Regions from separate parts of the Homo sapiens genome. Here all the other regions are linked to region 1. A link is an interaction called in ENCODE POLR2A ChIA-PET data of the cell type or tissue named here. Cell type or tissue: CD4-positive, alpha-beta T cell. All regions are shown on one strand.

The links. ChIA-PET counts read pairs that join two places held together with the same protein. Peaks named below come from ENCODE experiments on the same cell type or tissue, not always from the same donor. Only the 100,000 strongest peaks of a DNase experiment are listed, where the experiment ranks them.
Region 2: POLR2A ChIA-PET joins it to region 1 with 23 read pairs; 9 of 35 experiments call an interaction of 5 or more read pairs at or near these places.
Region 3: POLR2A ChIA-PET joins it to region 1 with 14 read pairs; 4 of 35 experiments call an interaction of 5 or more read pairs at or near these places.

What each region holds. Positions count from the first base shown.
Region 1 is chr11:61,108,573-61,116,572 of GRCh38, forward strand. CD5 (CD5 molecule) reads left to right here. Exons shown (of 11, transcript NM_014207.4): 2 at 6,484-6,522. Among named protein-coding and RNA genes, the nearest start is that of CD5, 10 kb to the left of the region's middle. In CD4-positive, alpha-beta T cell, no CTCF peak of the experiment used is centred here; DNase peaks (open chromatin) are centred at 2,329, 3,409 and 4,729; H3K4me3 peaks cover 693 bases; H3K27ac peaks cover 5,777 bases.
Region 2 is chr11:61,022,953-61,030,952 of GRCh38, forward strand. It overlaps LOC105369325 (a long non-coding RNA gene), which reads right to left. Exons shown (of 2, transcript NR_188502.1): 2 at 5,911-7,443. Among named protein-coding and RNA genes, the nearest start is that of LINC02954, 28 kb to the right of the region's middle. RefSeq lists an enhancer at 3,231-3,796 and a silencer at 5,725-5,784. In CD4-positive, alpha-beta T cell, no CTCF peak of the experiment used is centred here; DNase peaks (open chromatin) are centred at 879, 3,529, 4,659, 5,609 and 1 weaker place; H3K4me3 peaks cover 2,615 bases; H3K27ac peaks cover 5,067 bases.
Region 3 is chr11:61,000,037-61,008,036 of GRCh38, forward strand. CD6 (CD6 molecule) reads left to right here. Exons shown (of 13, transcript NM_006725.5): 2 at 6,538-6,606; 3 at 7,524-7,874. LOC105369326 (a long non-coding RNA gene) reads right to left here. Exons shown (of 2, transcript XR_950155.3): 2 at 3,326-4,909. Among named protein-coding and RNA genes, the nearest start is that of CD6, 32 kb to the left of the region's middle. RefSeq lists an enhancer at 7,228-7,936 and a silencer at 7,678-7,877. In CD4-positive, alpha-beta T cell, no CTCF peak of the experiment used is centred here; DNase peaks (open chromatin) are centred at 2,775, 4,485 and 4,945; H3K4me3 peaks cover 1,025 bases; H3K27ac peaks cover 4,564 bases.

The DNA of each region.
Region 1 (8,000 bases):
CGTTTCAGAAAAGAGGGGCTTCTGACCTTTCAAGTCAGCCAACATATAGGATTCGAGGAAGGAAAATCCAGAATCCTACCCAAAACACAGGCAGATCTATTGTATTTCATGGACATCGATGGCTGTAGCTATGGGGAGGTCTGTGGACTGTTAGAAGGAATCACTGTTTACGGGAAAAAGGGAACACCTGACTTGCAAACTACACTAAATCAGTCATAGGTGTTTTATCTGTGGAACAAAGTGGTGATAGCACCCCGTCTTCTGAGGCTCTAGAAAGAAATGGGGTCTTCTGTGAAAAATCCTTGTCCTGGGGTCTGCACAGGGTAAGGATGCTGTCATTTTATTATCATCGGTCATTATCACAGGCCTGTGAATCCGGGTGCCTGCCAAACCCTAAGCAGGCCACACCCTTGCCTCCATTTCCCAGGGTGCAGGGGCGGCAGGACCTAGGAGTGAGCCAGAGGCAGGGGCCAGGAGTGCAGGTTACAAAGCCAGCCGCCCTGGGCTGAATTCTGGCCCTGCCGAGTTCTCACTCCCATGCACCACGACAGCCTCCTCCTCTGTAAACTGGGACCCATCATGCAAGTCAACAAATATTCATCTGTAATTCCAAAGCCCAAAAAACATTTGTAAGTTTCTGGCAAATGCATTTGGTGCAAATCCTGACCTGAACGAATGGGAGGCTATTTATAATCTTGACACATCCCCCTTAGTGTGAAACTGCATATGTTTCGCTGCAGACACTGCCATGTGTTTGAAGCCAGGTCTCTCCACACACATGGCGACCGTAAGGTGCCAGCGAGGCGTGGACGAAACAGAAGTCAAGGGCCACCGCCACTGCCTGGGGCCTCCAGAGATGCAGCCAGTGGAGCCAGGATGTCCTATTTTTCAAAAACGCCTGGATCTTGAAATGTGTTTAAAAAGCAAAACAAAATTAAAAGAAACCTTTTTTTTTTTAATTTGGCTCAAAAAATTTTTAAACACTGTGCAGAGCAAATAAAACTCATGGGATGCCGTAATGAGAGCCAAAGTGAGAATTATCCTGAATACTGTGGGGGCAAGAGGAATGAGAGGGACAGGGAGGAGGATATCCTCACCAAGACCTCAGGGCAGGCAGGGCCAAAAATATTGTCTCTGCCAATGCAAAGACAAGAGACGGGAGCTCCAGGGGTGTGATAAGCCGTCTGACTTCTTTAGCCCTGAATTTTGCCTGGGTTTGCCCAGTCCAGGCCCTAAATTGTGGGAGCTGCAAGGGGAGGTGGGCAGGAGAAGGAAGGGGTCTTCAGAGAATTCTCATCCGTAGCCCCAGTTGCTCGGGGTGAGGGGTGGCTGGCGGATAAGGAAACGGCATAGCACTTCCAGGCCTCGGGGGCCTCCTGGTCTGGAGTCTCGGGGATTCTGTCCACAGTTTTGGCAATAGCAGGAGCCTCAGGCTTCATGAGGCTAGGAAGGATGGTGCAGGAGTAAGCTGTAGAGCCCCCAGAGGGGGTCAGGGAGACCCTGAACACAGACCGCAGGGCTCAGGGGATGGAGGGTGCTGGTCTGACCCCTGTGAGAAGCAACTAAAAAATAGAAATAGGTTATGGACCCTCAAAACCTCAATGTTCATTCTGCTCCCTAGATTATAAGTGAAAAACAAACAAGCAAATAAAAAAAAAACCTGAACATATTCATGGACAGGCTGAAAGAATATACACAACACACTCAGGAAGCTTCCAAGTCAGCTGTACATCTCACCGCCCTCCCTCCACCAGCTGCTGAAATCCATCAGGAGCTAAAGATTATAGATCACAGGTGTTTGAACCAGGGGGAAGGTGAGGGACTGTGGAATCTAACTTCCTTACTTTACAGATTAAGAAACTGAGCCCAGAGAGGCTGAGTGGCTTGCCAAGGTCACACAGCACTTCATAGCTAAGTCTTCTCACTGCATGTTTTACTGACTGAACGGAATCACAAGTTCATTCCCTTTGATCAGGATTGCACACCAGGGTGGTGCAGGAATCAATGAAACCTGGGGCAGGCCATCATGGGCTTCCTGCTGGAGGGAAGGGAGGCAGTTTGGGCCTCACTGGCAAAAGCTCAAGACTCAGTGCCAGGCGGCTAGGTTTGAGTTCGGGCCCCAGCACTCATTAGCTGCTTGGACAAGTCATTTAACCCCTCTCAAGTTTCCTGGTCTGTAAAATCGGGACCAAAATAATAGCACCTACTTCATAGCACTGTGGTGAGGACTGGGAGAGTTAATGTGTAAAAGGCCCGGAAGAGTGAAAACTTTTAAAGTGTTGGTGATGGTGACAGTGATGGTGATGATGATGGTGACGGTGATGGTGATGATGATGGTGACGGTGATAGAGATGGAAGGAGAGGAGAGGAACTGCTGCTCATCTGGGGACCAGACAGGCACCCAGAGGAAGGTTCCAGGGCGACACTCTAGAATGCATAAATATCTTTTTTATTAAAGCATTTGTTAGAGCATTTTTTAAAGAATTTCACTTGGTTCTCCAGCTTGTTCAGTCTTTCCTGAGAATGTTCTCTGAGCAAGACCTAGGCTGTTCTGTGTGGAATCTGCCAAGATTGTCAGGCCCAGTCCCTGTCCCCAGGCCTTCAGGGTCTGGCTGCACGAGCGCTTCCAGGTCAGACCCAGGTGGTGTTCATCTCTGCATCTCCAAAGCTGGCACTCTGGAGGAGCAATTGGGTGGCTGGGAGCAGAGAGCATGGGTTTTGGAGTCAGACACATGGTTCGACTCCACCTGCCAGCCATATTACCCGGGACAGGGCATTTGCCCTCTCCTGACATTTATACCAGGAACGTACTCAACTCTCGTGATGGGGCTGTGTGGAAGATTAACAACAATATCTGTGATGAACCATACCGTGGGCTAAGTATGCAGCAGGTGCTCAACAGTTGGCAGCTGCTGTTAATAATGAACGTTGAGTATGATGACTCGGGAAATAGAGATGCTCCTTGACCTACAGTGGGGTTGCCTCTCAATAAACCCATTGTAAGCTGAAAACATCCTAAGTCAAAAATTCATTTAATACCCCGACAAACCCATTGCAAACTTGAAAAGTCGTAAGTTGAACCACCCTAAGTCTGGACCATCTGCGCGAAGTTTCCAAGTTAGGAGAAGGAAGTGGTGAGCCCCATGGCTTGGCTCTCTGTGCTCCTGGACAGGGAATCTTCCCACTGGGAAAGCTCCCCGAGGGTCTGCTGCCCTGGGCACAGCTTCCCCCAGCCCACCCTACTCCACAGATCAGTAGCACCAGCTCTGAGCACTAGGCCAGGAAGCACTGGGCTAAGCCCTTTACACCGATTAGCTCATCTCATCTTCACAACGGCTCTAGAAAGCTAGTCCCATGCTCATCCTCATGCTATGAGTGAGGAAATCGTGGCTTGGAGGCACAGAGACAGGACAGACGTGCTCCCCAGACTCTATAGGCAGGAAGTGGCAGAGCTGATACTCAGAACTGGAGCAGTAGAAAGTCATCGGTGACTGAAAACCCATCCTGAGCTGTGTAGCACTGAAGGGCAGATATTTGGACTCCCACTCCCCACAGGTGGCACTTCAAGCTGCCTTAGCCCTCGAGACTTAGCCAGAGGGATGACTCCTTCAAGGCAGACTGCCCTGCTCCTGATGGGCAGCTGGGATGAGAGGGAGGTGGGAATGAGAGGTCAGGAGTGAGAGGTGAGGGCAGGACAAAAGGGCCTCCTTCCTGATTTCTCTCGCTAGCTGGACATCTCCCTGATGGCCTCCTGAGGCTGCCCTGCCCACTGCAATAGATCAGATGATTGGCTGGGCGCGGTGGCTCATGCTTGTAATCCCAGCACTTTGGGAGGCTGAGGGGGGTGGATCACCTGAGGTCAGGAGTTCAAGACCAGCCTGGCCAACATGGTGAAACCTCATCTCTACTAAAAGTACAAAAATTAGTCGGGCGTGGTGGTGCATGTCTGTAGTCCCAGCTACTCGGGAGGTTGAGGCAGGAGAATTGCTTGAACCAGGGAGGCAGTGGTTATAGTGAGCCAAGATCATGCCACTGCATTCCAGACTGGGCAAGAGAGGAAGACTCTGTTTCAAAAAAAAAAGAAAAAATTGATCAGACGATTGACAACTAGACCATCCTTTTCCACCCAGGCCAGAGCTCTGTACACTTCCCTGTTGGTGAGAATAACCTTCCCCTTCCAAGGCCCGTGACTCCTAGAGCAACAGCCACGAAAGGATCTTGCAGATTCAGGGGAAACTTATCACATGGCCATGATGACTTCATTACAAAGAGTCTTGATTCGGGGACAAGGATGAACTGTGGAGCACATCACCCCTTAAAATTCAACCGCCAGCTTGAGAACACTCAAGCAAGAACAGCTTTTTCAAAGCACACCTATTTTTTAAGAGACGGGGTCTTGCTATGTTGTCCAGGCTGGACTCGAACTCCTTGGCTCAAGTGATCTTCCTGCCTCAGCCTGCTGAGTAGCTGGGACTACGGCCTTGAGCCATTGGCCCAGCTAAACACACCTATTTTTTAACACCAAGCAAAAATTTCTCACAAACAATTTGAACACAGCCTTTCACTATTAATATATAAAGCAGTCTCCTTGACCCAGTGCCGTAAATCCAAGAGTAAACCCAAGTCGGACAGATGGAAATCAAAATACCGTACTTGCACCTAACTGATCACGCTAGGTGGTGAATACAGAGGTTAAGCTTTGAAGCCACGTGAGCTTGCTACTTCACCTCGTCCCCACCCAAATTAAACCTCTTCCCCAGCCACAGATGAGCTGCTCTGCTGAGAGCCCCGCAATGGGCAACTTTGCCCCCACTCCACAGTGAGACCAGGCTACAAGGAGGCAGAGCTTCCACGTGGTCCACATGGGGGAAGGCTGGTTCCCTGCAGACCCGTGTTCCCTGGGCCTGTCGCCTTGGCTCCCTTGTCAACTAGCTGGCTACACTACTGTGGGCAGGTCACGCCATCTCTTTGAGCTTGGTCTTCTCCAGAAATGGGCAGCTGTTAAAGATAAGTGGCTGTCATTCTTATCCTGCCTTGGGAATGCTAGAAAGTAGCAAATGTTCTCTTGGTTCCCTTTCTTGCTCATTTCTTTCTTTCCTTTTTTTTTTCTTGTAAAGACAGAATCTCACTCTCTCACCCAGTCTGGAGTATAGTGGTGCAATCTCAGCTCACTGCAGCCTCCACCTCCCAGGTTCAAGCAATTCTCCTGCCTCAGCCTCCAGAGGAGCTGGGATTACAGGCATGCATCACCACGCCGAGCTAATTTTTGTTATTTTTAGTAGAGACAGGGTTTCACCATATTGGCTAGGCCAGTCTCAAACTCCTGACCTCAAGTGATCCCCCCACCTCGGCCTCCCAAAGTGCTTGGATTATAGGCATGGGCCACCGTGCCCGGCCCCTTTCTGGATCATTTCTCCATTCTCTAGAACTAAGGAGCTCAAACTTTTTTGAGTGGAAACATGCGGGACATTTTTACATTGCAACCCCCAACACACAAAAAGTGATCAGTGCATTCTGACATTCTCTTTTTTATTTATTTAAAACAAAACAAACAAAAAAAAACAGGGTCTTACTCTGTCACCCAGCTAGAGTGCTGTGGCATAATCATAGCTCACTGCAGGGTCCAACTTCTGGGCTCAAGCGGTCCTCCCACCTTGGCCCCCTTAAGTGCTGGGATTGCAGTCATAAGCCACCGTGCACGGCCTCTCTATTCTACTCCATTTCATTTTTAAAAAAATTGATGGCCTGAGTGCTGTGGCTCACACATGTGAATCCCAGCACTTCAGGAAGCTGATGCACGAGGATCACTTGAGCCCAGGAGTTCAAAACCAGCCTGGACAACATAGTGAGACCCCATCTCTACATACACACACACATACATGCATACATACATACATACACACATACATAGTAAAAAAATTAGCCAGGCATAGTGGCTCATGCCTGTAATCCTAGCTACTCAAGAGGCTGAGGTGGGAGGATTCTTTGAGCCAGGGAGGTTGAGGCTGCAGTGAGCTGTGATCATGCCACTGCACTCCAGCCTGGGTGAGGAGAGTGATATCCTGTCTCAAAAAGTAATAATAATAATAATTGATGGTTACATTATTACAAAGGTTAGCATGAGGGAATTTGAGGTAGGGAGTAATGGAACTGGTGTATACCTTGATTGTGATGGTGGTCACACACATCTATATATGTGACATTCACGGAATCATGCAGTAAAGAAAAATCAATTTCACGTCTGTTCATTTTAAAAGTAACGTTTTTTAAGAAGAAAAAAAATCGATAGTTGCAGCCCACTAGATAGAATTCATATCACTCAGGGGTTCCAACCTGGAGTATGAAAATTCCTGTCCCTAAAACCCATGATAGTGGATAGGGGGAGGCAGAAAGGGCCATTGCTCGGGCTGTGGGTGGGTGAGCTGGGGAGAAGGGAGAGAGTGGGAGGTTTCACTTCCTGACCCTCCTCTCTTCTTTCTGCAGTCGCTTCCTGCCTCGGACGGCTCAGCTGGTATGACCCAGGTAAGGAAGAGCCACATGGAGAAAGGCCTGGGGCAGGGGGAGAGTGGGGCTGTGGTTTCATCAGGCCATCGGGGACCTCTCGATGAAGCCATCACTTCTGCCAGAGTGAACCCCACCCTATAGAGAGAGTGAACCCCAGCATACACACAGGCACATAGATGCAGACACTGCACATTAAGATGCTCACATGCAGGTGGGTGCCCTCGACAGCCGTAAATCACCCACAAATGCCAGATCTCATGATAATTATTATGACCCGCTCACCATGCACAGAAGACATCCCAGCTCATAAATGTACCTTGCAAAGTCTTATTTCCCACCCAATCCTGACAGATGCTCCATGGTCAAAGATGTTTAGAGCGGAGTCTGCAGAGAGAGGCCGCAGACTGATGGTAAAGTGTGTGGAACGTCCAGCCTTAGACGTTGGAGTTTAGTCGTAGAGGCTGTTTCCCAAATAGGGTTCCATGGAGCATGTTGGACAAAGGGCAGGCAACACCGCATCTCCCACTGAAGACTGACAGTGTACACCGGCCCAGTAAAGGATCTGAGAAATCCTGCAGCGAAGAAATACATGACACTTTTTAACCCAGCACTTTGCACCCTTATTTCACCACAGACCTCTCCTTCACATTGACTGGGATAACATCGTGCTGAATGTACCTGGGGAGAATTGTGGCTGAAGGGTCTTGAGATGCCACTGTGCAGCCAGAGGGGGTGACAGGGGCCTTGGCAGGCCCTAAGCACGATCTGGGCCCTGCACTGACATCCTAGCTCCAAGCTTTGGCACACTGCTTGACCTCTTGAGCCCGTTTCCCCAGCTGTGAAATGGGAAGAAAATCTCTTGCCTGGTGAAGCGGCAACGAGCCAGCTCGCTGGGCGGACAGCCTGCAAATCACCCCACCAATGTTAGGTGTTGAGACGCGCTCGTTCTCCCTCTAACCAGCCAAGTGCCCTTGGCGAGCCCTGGCCCTGAGCTTTGGCCCCAGAGTGTCCTCGTCGGAAGAAAAGGGTAGCCTGACCCGTGGTTCCCGACCAGGGAAAACCTCCCCCTCAGAATCACCTGGGAGAGCCTTTCACATTTCTAAAAATTTCTTGAATCAGTGACACATTCATCCAGCTCAAAAATTTAAAAAAATATAAAAAGATCTGTAGTGAAGAGTCTCACTTCCATCTCTATTCCCGTCTATCCCAGTCGCCCCCGACGTCGACCCCAACACCCCAGGTAATGACTACGTTTATTTGTTTCTTGCATATTCTTCAAGGAGCTCTTTATGCAAATACACACACACACACCCCACACAGACCCCACACACACACCACACATACACACAACCACACCACACACACACACCACCACAAACACCACACACACACCGCACACCACATACACACCCCACACACACCACCACACCACACACACACACCACCACACACACACCCCACACCACACACACACACCACACACACCACACACACAC
Region 2 (8,000 bases), 86 kb before region 1:
ACCCAGCAATTTGACTGACAGCTCTGCAAGCTCAGGCAGAGAGTGATGCACAGGGAATTCCTGGGAAGCTGATGCCTGATCTGGGTTGTAGAGGATGAATAGGAGTGAACCACCGACGTGGAGAGGGAAAAGCATTCCAGGCCAAGGGAATGACACGAGCGAAGACACAGCAAGAAACTGCACGGCTCGCGAGGTCAAGGGAGGTCCAGTTTGAGAGGAGATGAGGCTGGGGATGGTCAAGTCTCACACCAACCCCATTTCATGGGTGAGAAAATTGAGGCCCAGAGAGGTTAAGTAAAAAGCCAAGGTCACACAGCTAAATAATGACAGTGCTGGGACTTAAATACAGCCTAGCTTCAGAGTCTGAGTGTTAATCATGGCTCTTCCAGTGTCCCTGTGCCACCACAGCCACACGGCTGGGCATTATTACCAGAGCCCCAGCCTAGAATCTGGAGACACCGGCCTATCTGCCCACCAACAGCACAGGCACCGGCTGCATTCTGGGATACGGGGTTCGGGAATGTAGAATCATCACTACCAGGCACCCTTATAGAGCCAGCTCTGTGCTGAGCTCTGGGAGGCACAGAAAGGAATGGAGCCTGGCCCTTGCCGCTGGGGAGTTTACAGGACCTGGGGCAGAGAGAGACCAGTAACTGCCGTTCATCAACATGGTGATGATGACGGTGGGTAGCATTTACTATGTGCCAGGTATGTGTTGTTTCATACAATCCTCATAAGGGCACTCTGAGAAGGTATTATTCTCCCTAATTCGTAAATAGGGCAACTGAAACCCCGAGAGATTAGATGACTAGCCAGAAGCCACACAGCTTGGCAGGTAGCACAACTTTTCCACCTCACTGCAAAGCCCCAGTGTGAAAACACCACGCCGCACAGCGAGGGCTCATGATAAGCATGTTTAACCCACATGAACTTAAGTGTGTGCTCAGCAGCAAACAGAAAGACAAGGGGCAACCCAGCCCAATATTTCCCTTGGTTGAACAAACACCCAGGAGGAGACAGACAGGAGCTGTGGAGCCTCCGTTCCCTCAGATCCTGGAAGCCGTTCATCCTGTGGGTACCTTGCCATGCTGGGTGAGATTTTAGCTGTTGGGGATTCATTTTTCATACACGGTGGGCCTGAAACAAAGCCCACCATTTCAACGAGCTGCTCTAATGCTGCAGGGAAAACACCTGGTTTGGAGCCAGAGCAGGGCAGACTCACATGCAGGCGTCTTCCTAAGGGAGTGTTCTTTCCTTTCCCTCACTCCCTCCCTCCCTGTCTGCCCTCCTCCCTCCCTTTCTCCCTCCTTCCCTCCCTCCCTCCCTCCCTCCTTCCCTACCCTCCCTCCCTCCATCCCTTCCTTCCTTCTTCTTTCCTTCCTTCCTCCCTTCCTTCTCTTTCTCTCTCTTTTCTTTTTTTTTTTCTTTTCTTTTTTTTTTTGGGATGGAGTCTTTCTCTGTCACCCAGGCTGGAGTGCAGTGGCAGAGTCTCATCTCACTGCAACCTCCGCCTCCCAGGTTCAAGCAATTCTCCTGCCTCTGCCTCCCGAGTAGCTGGGATTACAGGCACACATCACCACGCCCAGCTAATTTTTGTATTTTTAGTGGAGATGGGGTTTCGTCATGTTGGCCAGGCTAGTCTTGAACTCCTGACCTCAAGTGATCGTCCTGCCTCAGCCTCCGAAAGTGCTGGGATTATAGGCATGAGCCACTGGGCCCAGCCCTTTCTTTTTTTAAAATGGGAAATACCTTAACCGTATTAAAACTCCAACAACATGAATTCATACCATTAAAATCTTGCCCCCTCCACCCTGCCCCTTCCTCCCCACCCGGCCCACCCAAGGTAAACACAATTGTGTCTCTGATGTAGAAAGAAGCAGATGTGAACCCCTCTTGCTGCCTACCCCTTCTTATACAGAAATGACGTCCGGGCACCCTCTTGGGCTCCTTGCTTCTTTTTACTTCTCTGGTATCCCAGATAACGTTCCTAAGGGAAGAGTGATGCTACCCATATTTGAGTTTCTCCCACATGCTGTCCAAGCAGATAACTTTTGCCTCATGTAGGGCTCCACCACACCACTACAGAGGCTGTGTGGACAGAGAGGAAGAAGCCACTAACTGCCAGGGTTTAGTGGGAAAAGCATGACAAAAGAGGGAACAATCAAGTCGGCCATTGAAGGTTGTGTAGGAGTTTGCTGGATGGATGAGTGAAGGATGTTCTCAGTAGCAACACGTGCAAGTATGGTGCATGCCGCCTGAAGGCCAGGGGAAAAGGGGGTGCGCAGGTGGGAAAGACCATGGGGAGCATCTCCAAGGGTCTTGTGTAACTTGACCCTTGTCATTGTCTTAGACCTGCTGGGAGTTGCGAGCAGTTTCTAAGGCAGGGAAGTGATCCGATGAGACGGATGCTCTAGAAAGGTTGCCGCTATGAAGCGGAGGGAGGTTTGATGGGGCTGGGGCCTGGAGGAAGGGAGGCCAGCTGGGGGGTGGTCAGCACTGGGAGATGGAGAAGAGGGAACGAGTTGGAGACGGATTCAGGACTTGGAGAGTGATCACAGACATGGGAGATGATTTTCCAACACAGCAGCCTCCAGCCATGATGACAATATGACGGTGACATTAATGATAGCTTCGATTCCTGAGGGCACACTCAGAACCTGTGTGTCGGGCACTGTTCTGAGCACACTGCAGGTACTGACTCATGTATGCTCTCAACAGCCCCATGAAGAACCAGCATCATCCCCATCTTATGACTGAGGGAACAGGCTCAAGAATGTTCAGTTTTTCCCAGGGCTATCAGCTGAACATGGTGTGGCTGGGCCCTGGCTGCCACTGCCCCTGCCCTCCTCCTTTCCATGTGAAGGTACAATCCACACCAAAGGCTCACTTCTGTGCCTCCCAATGCCCAGCTGGAGCCACACACAGCTCTTCAGGCCCCACAATTAATTGGCATCCTCCAGACATCTGAGAGAGCCCAAGGGGACCAGGTCAGGAGCACGCTCTGGCAGGATTATCCCACCAGGGCCCACATGGATGTGGCTCTCAGGCTCCGAGGCTGCTCCCAGGGAGCACAGGTACTGGCTTTCCTTCCTTGGCAGGGCATCACCTGCGGGTCCCTAACCTTGTCCCCTGGAAACCTCACCTCCGACGTACACCTGTCCATCCCCCACCCCTCCCTATCGCCCCATCTGCGGTTTCCACTTCCGCCCCTCTCAAAGACCCTCTTCATGGTTCTGGTGAACGGACAGAGCGGCTGGAGCCCGTGTGGCCACCTGGCGTGGACCTCTCTTGGCCGCCGTCCCCGGCCCCCCGTCCTCGCTTCGTGAGGATGGGATGGAGTCTCCAGAGTGGGGAGGTGCAGGGGAGCCCCAGGGAAGGGATGGGTTGAAAGAAGCTTCAGTGGAAAGTTCATCTCCCGCCACATCCTTCAGCTGTTTACCAGTTTGACGGAGTTCTGGCATCCTGACATGAAAAGAGGCTCACCTCTCACCAACATCATTGAGGAAGGACCGAAATAGCAACAAAGGGAGACAAAGGAGGGGGGCGGGGGGTGGGGAGAGAGAGTCATGAGACAGAGAGGAAAAGAGGAAGACAGAGGGAGGGAGCGGTGTGCCTGAGCAGACAGTGGAAGGCAGGAGCAGCCAGACAAAGCCTTTGTCTTCCCTGGCCCCGAACCCCGCACTTGCTGGACCCCTTACATTGTGGCCTCACTTAATTCTCAAAACCTCCCAGAGCCTTAAGGTCTCCTAACGTCTGTTACCTTCCCTGTGGGAAAAGTGAAGCCCAGAGAAGTCATGGGACTAGTTCAAGGTCACCCAGCTAGGACCAGGGGAGCCAGGTTCACAGCCAGTCAGTGCAGCTACCACGGGGCAAGCAGGAGGGCGGGGAGGAGAGAAGATGGAAAGGTGATAGGCTGGAGGGGGAGAGGGTGGGTGGGAGGCCGGGAGACCATGACACGTTCTGTCCTGGGGAAGGATCCCCCACCCCCTCCGCAGAGGACCCGGGCCCTATCCTGGCTGAGGGCAGGTGCCCCCTCCCTGGCTCCCTTCCCCCAGCTCGTCCCACTTGCCCAGCCACCCACCAAGTGCAGAAGGAGGGGGAGGGGAGGGAGTGGTCCCCAGGGCCATGGGCTCTGGCTGAGATTCATTTTCCTTCAAGCCCCCTGCTCACAAAGAGTCCCTCTACCTGCGAGGTCTCCTGCCTCCCCTCCCTACGCTTAGCCCGACCAGGCCCACAATCACTGCCTCCTCTTCATTCTTCCACACAGTGGGGAGACAAAATGATCCTCGTCCAGACACTCACAGACACATTCCCCTCCATGGCCTCCAGGTCACACACACGGCTCTCCCTAGAAACAACAGCACTGGGTCCATGGGGCTCCGCTTCCTTCCCATGGCCTCCCCTCTGGGGTGACCATCCCTCCCTCCAGGCCTCACTCTCTGCCCTGGTTTCAAGGCAGGTGAAGGCTGTTTCTTATCTGAGGATGAGATACTAAAATAACTGGGGTCAGTAGCCCCCCTCAACTTTTCTGCATAGCCAAGACACAGCAATACCCTTCATCGCATCACTCCGATAGTCACCCTCTTTTCCCCCTTCTGTGGCCGGTGCCGTGACTTCCTGCAGTCTGCTCTGCGTTTGCTGCCCTTGCCTGCAGTCCTCCCACCTTCTTGGCAACCTGAAGACTAGGTGGGTGCATCCTGCGTGCAGCAGGAGAGACTCGGTACATGCTAGAGATGTACAGCCCCAGACGCATGTCTGTCCCTGCAGGACCCTCTCAGCTCATGCCCACGCTCACCCTCTAGCAAGAACAACCCATCCTGTAAGAGAGCCCTTCTGTGGTCCAGGGCCAGGCAAGGCCACCCACCGCAGCCTTTCGTCCCCAGGCCACCTACCCTGGGGATAGCTAGTGTAGGGCTGGAAGCAGCCAAGTCCTCCTGCTAACATCAAAGCCCCTCTGGCTGTGGGGACCCCTCTGAAGTACATGGGTGATGGCAGTAGCATTAACCCTGGAGCTCTGCCCAGTAAAAACCCCAAGATCCCCTCCCTCCCTTCCTGTTCCAGGAAACTCACCTCTTCTGCCCATACTCAAGTCTTCCTACTGCTTTGTCAAGCTCTCTTCTCCTTTCCTGATTTTATGGCTTGTTCTTTCTTTCTTTTTCTTTTTTTTTTTCTGAGCCAGGGTCTTGCCCTGTTGCCCAGACTGGAGTGCAGTGATATGATCATAGCTCACTGCAGCCTTGACCTCCCAAGCTCAATCAATCCTCCTACCCCAGCCTCCCAAGTACCTGGGACTACAGGCACACGCCACCACTCCTAGCTAATTCTTTCTTTCCATTCTTTCTTTTCTTCCTTTATCTCGCTCTCTTTCTCTCTCTCTTTCTTTTTCTCTTTCTCCTTCCTTCCTTCCCTCCTCTCCTCTCTCTCTCTTTCTTTCTTTTGACACGAGGTCTCACCATGTTACTCTCAAATGCCTAGGCACAAGCGATCCTCCCACCTCAGCCTCCCATAGTGCTGGGATTACAGGCATGAGTCACTGTGCCCGGCCTGCCTGTTCTTTCACTGAGACATGTTTGAGATTTGTATGCACCTTGCACGCACCCAAAAGCACACTTTCCTCCCAGCCCCTCACTAGTATCTGGCAGAGAGCCCAGAACCCTGACTCTGCCCCCGAGAGTGAGCTCCCTGCACACAGGCTGGCACAGCCTTGTGTCACCACTTTATTGACTGTTCTTAACTCACTGACCCAAGGCCTGACCATCCCAGTGGGATGAAGCCCCAGGGGCAGAAGGAAGTTGATTTAAGGCAACATTTGTCAAAACTGTAATCCATGTACATCTTCACAGTTTTTGCTTTATCTGTAGACCATTTGTTCTTTGGGTCACTTGATAGTTTTTCTTTAAGTGGACTCACTTATTTAAAACTTAAATTTATTTAAAAAGGAATTTTTAGACATCTTAAAAAATATCTGGCAGGTACTTTTCAAAAATGCCAATGTCATAGAATACAAAGACTCAAAAACTGTTTCAGATGAAAAGAGTCAAAGAGGCATCCCGAGTGAAGGCAAGGCATGACCTGACGTTTTCTTTTGCCATAAAGGACATTACAAGGACAGGCAGTGAAACAGGAAGGAGGTCTAGTGACTACAGGGTTATATCAGTGTTAGTTCCCTGATTTTGAAAAGTGTACTATACTTATGTAATAAAATAGTCTTGCTTTTAGGAAATACACACTGGAGTACTGACACATTTAGAGGTAAAAGAGGCCTGGTGCGGTGGCTCACACCTGTAATCCCAGCACTTTGGGAGGCCGAGGCAGGCGGATCACCTGAGGTCAGGAGTTCAAGACCAGCCTGGCCAACATGGTGAAACCCCATCTCTACTAAAAATACAAAAAATTAGCCGGGCGTGGTGGTGGGTGCCTGTAATCCCAGCACTTCGGGAGGCTGAGACAGGAGAATCGCTTGAACCCGGGAGGCAGAGGTTGCAGTGAGCCGAGACCACGCCATTGCACTCCAGCCTGGGTGACAAGAATGAAACTCTATGGCAAAAAAAGGAAAAAAAAAGAGGGATCCCAACTGAACGCAAGGCATGGCCTGGGGTTTTCTTTTGCCATAAAGGACATTACCAGGACTGGCAGTGAAAGAACAGCATGCTTTTAAATAATTCAGAAAAAAAGTGTGTGTGTGTGTGTGTGTGTGTGTGTGTGTGTGTGTAGGTAGGTAGGTAGGTAGGTAGTTTGGTGGGGAAGGTAGGGGGAGACACAGAGAGAGAGATTGGGAGAAAATATTAACACTAAGGGAATCTGGGTGAAAGGCATCCAGGAACTCTACTATGCTCGCAACTTTTCCGTATGTCTGAAATTGAATTAAAATTTAAAACAAACTCAAGGGAAGCTACATTGCCATTATAAATGGAAAACCAGTATCACTTGGTATACGTTGAAGATAATTGTAAAATAAAGTAATGCTGTTACTTTTGCTGGACACATTCGTCCACTAGAGTCTGAGTCTAGGACCCGCCTGTTCTTGGTTCTGTGTCGAGACGGGCAACGATGAGAGGGGTTAAAGACATCCTCGAACCAACCCGAGACACTCTCCTTTCTGTCATGAGAAGGACTGGTGCAGAGCTGAAAAGGGCATCATTTTCTCACTGTGTGATTCTGTGATCTTCAGAGTCCTGTCCTATGGCTTCAAGTTCAGGAACATTTGTTTCGTGAAAGTTTAACTGACACTGTCAGGGCCAGTTCCAACATGCAGCCCTGGCTCTGAGAGAGAAAACATGGTCCCTGCCCTCAGAAGCTCAACAGCGTGGGCAGTCATGGGTCCTGGGATGGAAGAGCTCGCTTCTCTGGATCCCAAAGTTCCTGGAGTCCCAGGAATCCAGAGGGGTGATTCAGGGCCAGCAGGTACCCCAGGAGCAGACACCCAGCAGTAGTGGCTCAGAACTGGCGAAGACAAAAGAACATCATCAGTGTGCGAGAAGTAAGGTGGCAGGAACTGGGCCCACAGTCTTTCACGGGGCAGCCTGATGCCCTAATCCATTTAGTGTTTGTTCTGATTCTTCCTGCTACCCGCTTCCCATTCTGCTTCCTTCTGACTGCCAAGGCGCCTTTCTATCCATCTTTCTTCAGGGCATATTTCATTTTCTTAATTAACTTTTTATTTTAGAATCATTTTAGACTTACAGAAAAATTGCCGAGTCATTTTGTACACCCCATACTCAGTTTCTCCTATTGTTAACATCTTACATTAGCATGGTAAATTCATCACAATTAATGAACCCATATTGATACATGATTATTCACCAAAGTCCACATATTATTTGGATTGCTTCAGGGTTTCTGTTTGGCTTGGTTTGGTTTGGTTTGGTTGGTTGGTTGTTGTTGTTTTTTGATTGCTTGTTTGTTTGTTTGAGATGGAGTTTCACTCTTGTCGCCCAGGCTGGAGTGCAGTGGCACGATCTCGGCTCATAGCAACCTCCGCTTCCCAGCTTCAAGTGATT
Region 3 (8,000 bases), 110 kb before region 1:
GGGAGAGTGAGACTCTATGGCAAAATAAAAATAAAAATAAATATAAATATAAATATAAAAAACCAGCACATCACAGCATTCTGGGGCTCCAGTGGATGGAAAAGGGAATCTAGAACCATCTAGTTCCAAAGCATGGACTTTAGTCTCCAGGCAGTATGGTACTTGAGATAGTTTTATTTAGGATAAGTTCCCAGATGTGGAATTACTGGATTGAAAGAGCTTGGTTTGCTGTTGTTGTTAAGGCTGTTGGCATCTGTGTTTGCAAACACTTTCTGTTGATTTTTTTTTTTAACTATACTTCTAGCAGGTGACACATGCACCTGGCTGCACCACTTGTAGATTCCACCTCCATGTTTCCATCGTCCCTTTCCACCCTGCCTCTGGCTCTGTACAGCATCTCTTCATCCATCATCCACTCAACGAGCATTCAGGATGCAACCGTGTTTTCCTCAGCACCTCTGACAGTGCCGGAGGACAGAAAGTAACCTCAGGTGTAGCTGGTGTTGACCTGACACTGGTCACTGGGCACGGCCAGGGCGGCATTCTGGGGAGTGCCTTGTTTCCCCACCAGGCTTGCTCTGACACTGGGCTGGCCAGCGGGAGGCTCAGCTTTCCCTCGATGTCTATGCCTCCTTTCTCCACAAGTCCCTCACCTCTCAGATGCCCATGGGACATCTCAGGAGCCTGGGTGACACAACAGGAGTATCAGTGTCCCGTTCCGTTTTCTCAAATTCCAGGCAACAAGGCTCTTTCGTGCCTTCATTCTTCCTGTGCTTACAGTCTCCTCCGCAGCCCGTTCCACTGGAGTCTTCTTCCCACTACCCCATTGGAGGTTCTGTCCCACTCGGGGACTTCTGCATGGGACTGGCCTGAAAAAGCCGCCTCCTTCCTGGGCTGGGGTCGGCACTCCCAACCTCTTTCTTCTCCTATTCTGAAACCAGCCGCTCCCCTCCATCCCTTCCCTGTCTTGTTCCATCACTTTCCAGAATTTGGGACACAACTAGAGATGATTTTCAGGGGCACACAGTATAACTTCAGGTGGTAAATGAACTTAGCATTAAATAACACTGAATCATGTGGCAATAAAAGTTTAAATAATTATTATTTTTCAATGTTTTGTCATTCCTTCTGATTCTATCAGATAGTCTGATGATGATGTGTCTTTTTTTTTTTTTTTTTTTTGAGACGGAGTCTTGCTCTGTCGCCCAGGCTAGAGCGTAGTAGTGGCGTGATCTCAGCTCACTGCAACCTCTGCCTCCTGGGTTCAAGCGATTCTCTGCCTCAGCCTCCCGAGTAGCTGGAACTACAGGCACCTGCCACCACGCCTGGCTAACTTTTGTATTTTTAGTAGAGACAGGGTTTCACCATATTGGCCAGGCTGGTCTCGAACTCTGGACCTTGTGATCCACCCACCTTGGCCTCCCAAAGTGCTGGGATTACAGGCGTGAGCCACCGTGCCTGGCCGATGATGTGTCTTTTAACATCTCTAACATGGCTTTATTTTTAGTATGCTTGTTTTTACAATTACCTTCTATTTTAAGCAAGTCATATAAATCGTCCCTTTAGGTTTTAATATCTTCTTATTTTTTTCATATCAACATACATACCTAATTTTACATACATAGAATCATATCATACATGATTTTTAAAGTACAGCCTTTTACCTTCATTGCTTGCTTTTCCTCCCCCTATCTTCCATGGCTGTGACTGTGTCCCACGACCAGCTGCATAGTTTGCAGGGCCCAGTGCAAAACGGAGATGCAGGGCCTTTGGTTCAACAAATGATGAGGAATTTCAAGATGGCAACAGCAGAGGATTCAAGCAAAGGCCGGGTCCTTCTAAGCACGGGGCCCTGTGCACAGTCCACCAGCCTGTGGAGCTGGCCCTGCTTGGCCCCTTCCCCTGAAGCCCACTCTTAATTTTTCCATTTTGATTATCTGCTGTGTGTTCTCCCACACTTATCTTCATGTTCCTGCAATCATACCAGTTCACAGAGGGGGTTTTTTGGCCTTGCTTCACAAAAAATGTATCATATTATATTCTCTTCTCTGCATCTTGCTTTTCCTACTCAACACAGCTTGGAAATCCTGCCAACCCATCTGGGTCTATTTCATTCTTTATAAAGGCTGCATAAGATGCCATGCTGTAAATGGACCGTAATTGATTCAGCCGTTTCCCCTGTGAATGGGCATTCACTCTGTTTCTAACATTTTGCCATTCAAAAATCTGCAGTGGACTGGGTGCGGTGGCTCACACCTGTATGCCCAGCAGTTTGGGAGGCTGAGGCAGGCAGATCACTTGAGGTCAGGTGTTCAAGACCCAACCTGGCCAACATGGAGAAACCCCATCTCTACCAAAAATACAAAAAAATTTAGCAGGGTGTGGTGGTGGGTGCCTGTAATCCCAGCAACTTGGGAGGCTGAGGCAGGAGAATTGCTTGAACCCAGGAGGTGAAGGTTGCAATGAGCCGAGATCACGCCACTGCACTCCAGCCTGGGTGACAGAGCAAGACACTGTTTCAAAAAAAAAAATCTGCAGTGAACATTTTTATGATCAGGTGTCTTTAATGATGTAAAAAAGCAAATTCACAGGAAAGGGTAAAAGTTTGCTCTTACTCTGTTTTGTGTTGCTATAACAAAGTACCACAGAGTGAGTAATTTAAAACAAAAAGAAATTTATTTCTTATAGTTCTGCAGGCTGGAAAGCCCAAGATCTAGGGGCCACATCTGATGAGGGCCTTCTCTCTGCATCATAACACAATGGAAGGCGTCACATGGCCAGAGAGTGCACGAGAGACAGAGCGAGGGACGGTGGAACTCTCACTTTTACGACAAAACCACTTCTGCAATAACCAACACACCCCTGTGATAACAGCATTAATCCGTTCATGAAGGCAGACTCCTCATGACCTAATCAACTCTTTTCTTTTCTTTTCTTTTCTTTTTTGAGACACAGTCTCGCTCTGTTGGCCAGGCTGGAGGGCAGTGGCGCAATCTCAGCTCACTGCAACCTCCACCTCCCAGGCTCAAGCAATTCTCCTGCCTCAGCCTCCGGAGTAGCTGGGATTACAGGCATGTGCCACCACACCCGACTAATTTTTGTATTTGTAGTAGAGACAGGGTTTCACCATGTTGGCCAGGCTGGTCTCGGACTCCTGACCTCAGGTAATCCACACGCCTTGGCCTCCCAAAGTGTTGGGCTTACAGGCGTGAGCCACCACGCCCAGCCCTAATCAATTCTTAAACATCCAACTTCTCAACACAGGTCATTGGGGGATTAAATTTCCAACACATGAACCTTGGAACACATTCAAACCATAGCAGGCTCCTTTTCAAATAAATTTATTGCAGCAAAAAAGTGAACCAATTTAAAGAAAAGTGTGAGGCACAGGGCCAGGCAAAAGTGGTAACAATGGGCCGGGTGTGGTGGCTCACGCCTGTAATCCCAACAATTTGGGAGGCTGAGGTGGGCAGATCACTTGAGCTCAGGAATTTGAGACCAGCCTGGGCAACATGGGAAAACCCCGTCTCTACAAAAAATATACAAAAATTAGCCAGCATCGTGGCAAGCGCCTGTAGTCCTAGCTACTCGGGAAACTGAGGCACGAGAATCGCTTGAACCCAGGAGGTGGAGGTTGCAGTGAGCCGAGATTGTGCCACTGCACTCCAGCCTGGGCGACAGAGCGAGACACTGTCTCAAAACAAAAAAGGTGATAATGATGTCTGAGAAACGCTGATCTTCCATTCGGCCCTCTGTGAAATGAGGCCTGGATGGAAAGACGGTTCCAGGTAATTTCTGCTTTTGTTCCTGTAGCACAGAAGTCAGAGAACAGAGAAGCCAGGTTCCCTTCTTGGGATAGGGGATGGGAGAATGCTTGACACAAAAATAAAGCCCTCGAGGTTATCCGCTTTCAACCAGCTGCCTTGGAGCTGGCAGCTGCTGCTCATTCATTCAGTCAATCAACAAACATTGCCTTGGACACTGTGGGGGACACAGGGCTGACCCAGCCATGGGCCCTGCCCTCTAGGGTTTTCTGATCTAGGAGAACACATTTTTGTCTTTATGCATGAGAAAGTGGTTTTCCAGACCCAGAGAGAGAGATGATACAGAGCAGAGCTAAAGCCCCCCTGCCCCACACACATCACATTCACACACACAGTCGTAATCACATATGCACACAGTCCCTCACACACACTCATATGCACACACCTCACAGTCATACACACTGCAGCCATCATTCAATCCCCCTCCCCCACCCCATGTAGTAACATTGAAAACTACGCAGGAGCACTGGGACGGTTGCTGTGGGAACCGGGATTCTGAAATCCTAACTTGTGGGCATCTGAATTCTTGCGCTGAACATTCTAATACATCAGCCACAGAGTTTATGCTCTGAATTTGGAGTCATTTCTCCTCCAGGGGCTCAGGCTGGGCAGCCAGCCAGGGAGTTAGCGAGGACGGCAATTAGAGGGCTGAAGACTTTCTGCCTGATGATGAAGAGGCCCACACGGTTTCCTGGAGAGGGCTGTCTGCCAGGGTGTGCACGCGCACATGCACAAGCTCAGGCTCAGGGGGTATGTCCGTGGAATCTGCTCAGGTGAAGCTCCAGGAATGTGTAGTGGTCATGTCCGAGTCTTCAGGCTCTGTATCGGTCAGGCCGGACTAGGCAAGGCTGTAGCAACAAGGACACCCCCAAATCTTCATGGTTTAACATGATAAGGGCTTACTCCTTACTCACACAAAATCCAAGCTGGGTCAACATCCCCTTCCCTCTTGCAGTTCCTCCGCAACCCAGGGCCTCTAATATCCTTCAACAGGGAAGACGTAAATGGAAATGGCTCACTGCCTCTTCCCTGCTTTGGCTCAAAAGCAGGCAGACGTCTTCTGCCTAGGCTTCAACCAGCCCAACCTAAGTGCAAGAGAAACCAGGAAATGCAGAGGAGTTCATAGGCAACCACAACAGTCCCTGCCCCAGAGCCTCCCTTTGTGCTTTGCAAGCCCAAACATCCCAGCCCAGAGGGGAGGCAAGTCCTTGGAGACAGTTTAAATCCGGGCTCTGCAGCTTGCTCACTGGGTGGCCTCAGGCCCACGCATCAGTTGGGTTCCCACCAGGAAACCTAGAATAGGAATTTAAAGGGGACTTATTTACAGAAGAACTATTTACAAAGGGTAATGCAGTAAGTAGAATCTAAGAGCAACTTCTGGCCAAAGGAGACACAACCAGGGAGTGGTCAGTGAGTCCGAGTAGGAGACAGTCAAGGAGAGGTCACCTTGAATAAGCAATGTCCTTCACATGAGGGACACAGCCTACCCGAGGGACCTCACAGGGGGGGCCAGAGGAATAAGTGTCACATCTTCGCTCTCCTCACTTCTGCCTAGCTCTGCTAAGGCTCCCCATTGGCTGAATCTGACAGAAGCCATAAGGCCCAGGAAGACAGGGGTTAATCCAAACAGATCAGCCTCCCAGGGCAGAATGGATAGTAGCTCTGGTGGAATAAATGGACCCTATCTGGCAGGGACAACTGATTTTTGCTTTTGGAGCCTCCTTTTCCTAATCTGTAAAATAAGAATGCTAACACCTGCCTCATTGCATTGTTGAAAGTAAATGGAATAGGCTGGATGTAGTGGCTCATGCCTGTAATCCCGGCACTTTGGGAGGCTGAGGCAGGCAGATCACCTGAGGTCAGGAGTTCGAGACCAGCCTGACCAACATGGAGAAACCCCGTCTCTACTAAAAATACAAAATTAGCCAGGCGTGGTGGCGCATGCCTGTAATCCCAGCTACTCAGGAGGCTGAGACAGGAGAATCGCTTGAATCTGGGAGGTGGAGGTTGCGGTGAGCCGAGATCAAGCCATTGCACTCCAGCCTGGGCAACAAGAGCGAAACTCTGTCTCAAAAAAAAAAAAAGAAAGAAAGAAAGAAAGTAAATGGAACAATATATGCAAATATGCAAATACCTGTCCTTCATGAATGCTAGTTTCTTAGTGTCTGAAGGCACTTTGCAATCCAGTGGTTCCCAGTCCAGGATGTGTCAATTATTCTAAAGTCTGATATGAAATTCTCAAACAAATTCTATAAACAAAATTTTCTTTTTCTAAATCACTCCCACTTTCGAGCTTTTTCTATATGTCAAGTATTTCATAGGCTGTCTCATTTCAGTCTCACAATATTTTCCTAAGAATCATAGCTGAAAAATTGGGACTGGCACAGAAAGATTAAGTCACCCATTCATGGTCACGAAGCCACTTTGTGTGTCTGGCCCCAGTGCCCACTGCCTTTCCTCCCTGTTCTACTCCGATTTCTGAAGCTGTGTGTGCAATGAATAGGTAAAGCGGAGGATCCTGAAATGCCAATGTTTGAGAACTTTCCCTACCTTGAAGGGAGGCCAATGCACCCAAAGTTGAGGACCACGTCTTTTCCAAAGGCCTCATGTAGCCACCACAGGCTCCAGGAAGTGCCCCCTGCTCATCAGGGTGTCTCTGTGGTCTCCAGGCCTGAGCTCACTCACCCACCATGCTGCTGCTGGTTCATTTCAGGTCATCCATCTCCAGCCCCACCTGACCAGCTCAACACCAGCAGTGCAGAGAGTGAGCTCTGGGAGCCAGGTGAGCAAACATTCCCTCTGGGGGTCCATGATCAGCTTTCTGTAGGTGGTCCCCCAGGGTAATAAAGAAGGGAAATGGACATTTAGGATACCAGGGAGGCTCCCTGACTTCAGACAACACTTCTTCCTGACCCATCACCTGAAGTTCCACTATCAATTCACTTTGAGGTCGTAGAACTACCATTTTTGAGAGGACACTGATAAGTCACATACAGGTGGGCAGGTATGCCTGGAGCATTTTAAGGGGATTTGTTGAGAACAGGCTAGAGTTCTTGGTGGGGGAGGCAGGGTCCTTGATTTACTCAGCAGACGTTTATTAAGGACCTACTGTATGCAAAGATGCATGCTAGCACTGGGGGTACAATCCTGGGCTAAAAGGGGCAGGTGGTTCCCATAGAAGGGGTTCTGGGGAAGTGAGGACCACCATCAGCTGAAGCAGCCCATCATCAACCCCATGGCCAGCCGCTTCACAATCCTCCAAGGTTCCCTAGTCACTGTGACAGCCTCTAGGACAGTACCCTCAGAGGAGCAGAGGGGCCTTCAGGGGAAGCATGCGCCCACTGGACCAGGGCCCCTGAACTCACAACTCTGCCTTTCTTTCACAAACGGGTGCCCCTGGAGACAGGAGCAAGTGAGGAGGGTTTCTAGGGGGCTGGACCCCTAGTTGTCTGTCACCCATCTTAACCTCTAGAGTCACTCCCAAGCCCCACCTTCGGCTGACTCTAAGGAGAACCACAGGGTCAGGCCTCAAGGTGGGCTCAGGGATGAGCCAGCCCGGCTCCATTTTGCAGACTGGAAAGCTGAGACCCCTAGCCAGGCAGGGCGTTGTCAAAGTTCACGCACAGAGTCAGTGGCAGAGCCTGGGCAACCCTCTGCCCAGGCCCCACCGGTCTCAGCTCTCTGGTCTGACACTTCCAGGGGAGCGGCTTCCGGTCCGTCTGACAAACGGGAGCAGCAGCTGCAGCGGGACGGTGGAGGTGCGGCTCGAGGCGTCCTGGGAGCCCGCGTGCGGGGCGCTCTGGGACAGCCGCGCCGCCGAGGCCGTGTGCCGAGCACTGGGCTGCGGCGGGGCGGAGGCCGCCTCTCAGCTCGCCCCGCCGACCCCTGAGCTGCCGCCCCCGCCTGCAGCCGGGAACACCAGCGTAGCAGCTAATGCCACTCTGGCCGGGGCGCCCGCCCTCCTGTGCAGCGGCGCCGAGTGGCGGCTCTGCGAGGTGGTGGAGCACGCGTGCCGCAGCGACGGGAGGCGGGCCCGTGTCACCTGTGCAGGTACGAGCGCACCCCCTACACGGGCCCCCACCTGCCCCACTCCCCAGGCCTTCAGCCACTGCCCCTGGCTCCAGACCCTGGACGCAAGCCTCGCCCTCCAGACCTCCACCCCCACCGCCTACCAGT